2 separate regions of the Homo sapiens genome follow, and region 2 is linked to region 1. A link is a loop called in an ENCODE intact Hi-C map of the cell type or tissue named here. Cell type or tissue: natural killer cell. All regions are shown on one strand.

Region 1 (2,500 bases):
TTAATATTAATGGTATATGTCACTGGTATGGACTAATTTGAAAACATTTTGATTTCTGTTTTCAAGGAAATGTGCAATTTTGATACAGCTGTCTTTCATGAGTAGTTGAGACATTTGAGATGTCTTTGTTAATGTAATTTAGAATTAATTGTGCAAGCTACCGCTTTTCTTTCTTTTTTTTTTTTTTTGAGACGGAGTCTCGCCCTGTCACCCAGGCTGGAGTGTAGTGGTGCCATCTCAGCTCACTGCAACCTCTGCCTCCTGGGTTCAAGCAATTCTCCTGCTTCAGCTTTCCAAGTAGCTGGGACCACAAGTTTGTGCCACCATGCCTGGCTAATTTTTAAAATTTTTTTGCAGAGATGGGGGTCTTGCCAGGCTGCCCAGGCAAGTCTCAAACTCCTGGACTCAAGCGATCCTCCCGCCTCAGTCTCCCAAAGTGCTGGGAGTATAGGCATGGGCCGTCATGCCCAGCCATAATTCTTCCTCCTCCTCCCCCTCCCCCTCATTCTTCGGCTGAATATCTCACTGTAGTTACACATATTTATAAGCCAGTCTGTGGTCAATATGGTGGCTCACTCCTGTGATCCCAGCACTTTGAGAGGGTGAGGTGGGAGGATCACTTGAGTCCAGGAATTTGAGACCAGCTTGGGCTAGTGAGACCTGTCTCTACAAAAATTAAAGAAAAAATTAGCCAGGCATGGTGGCCTGTAATCCCAGCACTTTGGGAGACTGAAGCCGGAGGATTGCTTGAGTCCAGGAGTTTAAGACCAGCCTGGGCAACATAGCAAGACCCTGTCTCTACTAAATTAAATAATTAGCCGGGCGCGGTGGCACATGTCTGTAGTCCCAGCTACTTAGAAGGCTGAGTAGAGGTGGGAGGATTGCTTGAGCCCAGAGGTGGAGGTTTCAGTGAGCCATGATCATGCCCACTGCACTTCAGCCTGGGTGACAGAATGAAACCTTAATCTTAAAAAAAAAAAAAGCCAGTCTATCTCATAGCCAAGTAAAAGATAAATTAATTTATATTAATTTTATGGTTCCCGGGCAGTGTGCAATATTTTATTTCTTCATGTAGAATTTTTACTGTTTAGTAAGTCCTTGATTTTCAGGGACCCAGAAAACCGATACCCAAGCAGTTTGGTGCTGCTTAAATCATGCAGTGAATAAAGTTTTTTTTTTTTTTTTTTAACAAATGAGAAGCAGCAAAGACTGGAAGCTCCATCAGTAACTAGAGTTGTGAAATGGAATGTGGCTTTTGTGGGTTTGTTGTTGTTGCTTGTTTTTTTTGAGATGGAGTCTTGCGCTGTCACCCAGGCTAGAGTGCAGTGGTGCGATCTTGGCTCACTGCAACCTCCTCTGCCTGCTGGGGTTCAATCAGTTCTTCTGCCTCAGCCTTCCGAGTAGCTGGGACTACAGGCGCACACCACCATGCCTGGCTAATTTTTGTGTTTTTAGTAGAGACAGGGTTTCACCATATTGGCCAGGCTGGTCTTGAACTCCTGACCTCGTGATCCGCCCGCCTTGCCCTCCTAAAGTGCTGGGATTATAGGCATGAGCCACTGCACCTGGCCTTGTGTTGCTTTTGACAGTGCTGGAGACTTACAGTTTATTGACCTTCATATAACAGTTGTTTGAGTACCCTCTGTGTTCCAGTCACCATGCAGAGGTGACAAGCAGGAGCTGTTTTCTGCATCATAGAGAGTTATGTGATAATCAGTTAAGTGCAGAATCCTTCACTTTCTAGGAAAGGAAATACTGCAGTTGTGAATGCAGTTGAGAATGGTTTGAAGCCAATTAGTAAATTGGAATAGTTACTGATGATGAAATACTTACCTCCAGGAATTTTTTAAAAAACTTTAAAACCTTGGTAAAGGCATTTGGTGATTATTTTGCTGGATTAGAAAACCTTAGAAGTTTTTACAGCTTTGATATAAAGTACACCTGTAGAAAGACTGTCACCTGGTACTTCCCTAAAAGACAGCAGTAAAATTTTGCACTCTTTTTTAAAAGAAAGAAGTTAAGTTTCATCTTAATGTCTAGTCAGCAGAGAGAGGGAAGTATGTAACGTTTTAAACCTTTGCTACCGAACAGAACTTTCTGTGATTATGGAAACATTCTGTATCTGTGATGTCCAGTATCATAGCTGAAAGCTGGCCCTTGGCCATGTGAAGTGTGACTAGTGTGACTGAGGAACCGGTTTTTAATTTTATTTAACTCTAATTTAAATTTAAATAGCTACATGGGGCTGATGGCTATGATAATGGAAAGAGCAGATGTAGAACAACATAGGCCCAAGAGCTCACAGACCATGTCTGTTTTGGACACCAATTTCTTGCCCTACTTGTATTCCAAACACATTGACATGTTCATGTGTAAAATAAATATGAATGAATATATAGATGAACGAGTTTGAGAAGTTTTCATCCTTTGAAAGATAAGCTGTTTCAGTTGTCTTTCATGTTATTCCCTGTAATAACTTACAATTGTTACATAGCACATA
Region 2 (2,500 bases), 46 kb after region 1:
AGTTTTACTTTTTAAAGAATGCTCTTTCCTTGTCTCAAATTCCAAGTGCTACTCATCATCCTTAGAGCCAGTTTTGCTTAAATGCTTCACAACATCAACCCAGTTCCAGCCTCGAGGAAGTTCTCCTTTGTGATCTGTTTTGTCTGCCAGCTTACGCTTCTGGGCTTTTGAAAGTTATTCTTTTTTGTCTTTTTTCTTACTTGATGGGGCTGTATTAGGAGTTTCAATTGAGATGATATTGCTTATCGATGTTGTGGAATTAATGGGATTGTGATTCTCCATGAACTGCTCTTATTGTCTTTGGCATATTCAAACAATGTACAGGTCATAGCGGTTCCAAGATTAGCTTCTACTGCTTCCTGTAACTTGGCTAATATACTCTGCTTTACAGCTGATGATACGGTGTTGTTAAAAAAAAAGCGTTCATAGATAGAATTGGAGGTGTTTGGGGATATGTTTCTGTCCAGGAAATCTCTATTAAGAAGGCTTTGGGATCACCATTTTCACCTATCCTATATTGAAAAGAAACTGAACTTAATTCCCGGAAACTTTCATCTCCTTCATAAATAGAGCGTAATGCTTCTAGTTCCATCTCCTGGTCCTCGTTGGCACTCGTCACACCGGTTGCGGGGCGCCTCCTGAGTGGACGGTGCTTGCAACAACGAAGACAAAGCGAGGGCAGCGGCCCAGAGGCCCGGCGACCCCCTTTGGCGCCTTGGTTGTGGGGGCGGCACAGTCTTGGCACTGGCAGGTGCCAATCGTGCGTGCCCCTGGCCTCGGCAGCGCCCAGCTGCCAGCGGTGGGCTGTGGGCTCGGACCCGGAGCCGCGGCTTTTTTTTTTTTTTTTTGTATTTTTAGTAGAGACGGGGTTTCACGTGTTAGCCAGGATGGTCTTGATCTCCTGACCTCATGATCCGCCTGCCTCGGCCTCCCAAAGTGCTGGGATTACAGGCGTGAGCCACTGCGCCCAGCCAAGTGGCACATTTTCTTAATCCAGTCTATCATTGATGGACATTTGGGTTGGTTCCCAGTCTTTGCTATTGTGAATAATGCCGCAATAAACATACATGTGCATGTGTCTTTATAGTGGCATGATTTATAATCCTTTGGGTATATACCCAGTAATGGGATTGCTGGGTCAAATGGTATTTCTAGTTCTAGATCCTTGAGGAATCGCCACACTGTCTTCCACGACGGTTGAACTAGTTTACAGTCCCACCAACAGTGTAAAAGTGTTCCTGTTTTCTCCACATCCTCTCCAGCACCTGTTGTTTCTTGATATTTTAATGATCGCCATTCTAACTGGTGTGAGATGGTATCTCGTTGTGGTTTTGATTTGCATTTTTTTGATGACTAGTGATGATGAGCATTTTTTCATGTGTCTGCTAGCTGCATAAATGTCTTCTTTTGAGAAGTGTCTGTTCATATCCGTTGCCCACTTTTTGATGTGGTTGTTTGATTTTTTTCTTGTATATTTGTTTAAGTTCTTTGTAGATTCTGGATATTAGCCCTTTGTCAGATGGGTAGATTGCAAAAATTTTCTCCCATTCTGTAGGTTGTACTCAGGTCATTTTTAATTTTATACTGACATGAAGCTTAGATGTGCATTAATTTCCATTAGTTGTATTTTGGCCTTGAAAATGGTTACAGTACAAATGAAAATATTACAATACATTCCTCCTGTGGCTATTCTTCTGTTTCCATAAGTCGTGGCAGAAAATCAGTTTTGTTTTATAGTCACATTTGTGTTTGTGTTGAAATATTAGTATATCCCAGCCATGATGTCAGATGTATAACTATACAAGTCACACAAGTTTTCTATGTGCACATAGTGTTCTAAATATGTATATATATACTTTTTTTTTTTTTTTTTTTTTTTTGAGATGGAGTCTCGCTGTCTCTTGCCCAGTCTGGAGTGCAGTGGCGTGATCTTGGCTCACTGTAGCCTCTGCCTCCCGAGTTGAAGCAATTCTCCTGTCTCACCCTCCTGAGTAGCGGGGCCTACAGATGCACGCCATGTATTGTATCTGTACATGGTGATGCCCGGCCAATTATTGCTAATACTGTGTTTTAAAAATTAATTTGTACATTTGAATTAAGTTGAAGCATAAAGAATTTCTCTGTTAAATATTTATTATATTTAATTTTTGATGGGCACTTCATATGCTTGTGACTGGAAGGAATGATTTTTATTTTGGAAATATTTTAGATCTATGTATTGTTTGTTTTGTATTCTTTTTTGAGATGGAGTCTCTCTCTGTCACCCAGGCTGGAGTGCAGTGGCGCGATCTCGGCTCACTGCAACTTACGCCGCCTGGGTTCAAGCGATTCTCCTGCCTCAGCCTCCCAGGTAGCTGAGATTACAGGCACCCTCCACCACACCTGGCTAATTTTTGTATTTTTTGGTAGAGATGGGATTTCACCATGTTAACCAGGCTGGTCTAGAACTCCTGACCTCAGATGGTCTGCCTGCCATAGCCTCCCAAAGTGCTGGGATTAC

The links. Hi-C counts contacts between places; a loop is a spot of excess contacts. Peaks named below come from ENCODE experiments on the same cell type or tissue, not always from the same donor. Only the 100,000 strongest peaks of a DNase experiment are listed, where the experiment ranks them.
Region 2: a loop joins it to region 1, with 2.7 times the contacts of the local background. A loop is called at or near these places in 3 of 110 quality-filtered maps.

What each region holds. Positions count from the first base shown.
Region 1 is chr7:105,345,545-105,348,044 of GRCh38, reverse strand. The region is part of intron 2 of SRPK2 (SRSF protein kinase 2); the gene reads left to right. Among named protein-coding and RNA genes, the nearest start is that of SRPK2, 42 kb to the left of the region's middle. In natural killer cell, no CTCF peak of the experiment used is centred here; a DNase peak (open chromatin) is centred at 1,254; H3K27ac peaks cover 2,326 bases.
Region 2 is chr7:105,299,635-105,302,134 of GRCh38, reverse strand. The region is part of intron 2 of SRPK2 (SRSF protein kinase 2); the gene reads left to right. It also overlaps the pseudogene RWDD4P1. Among named protein-coding and RNA genes, the nearest start is that of SRPK2, 88 kb to the left of the region's middle. In natural killer cell, no CTCF peak of the experiment used is centred here; a DNase peak (open chromatin) is centred at 1,364.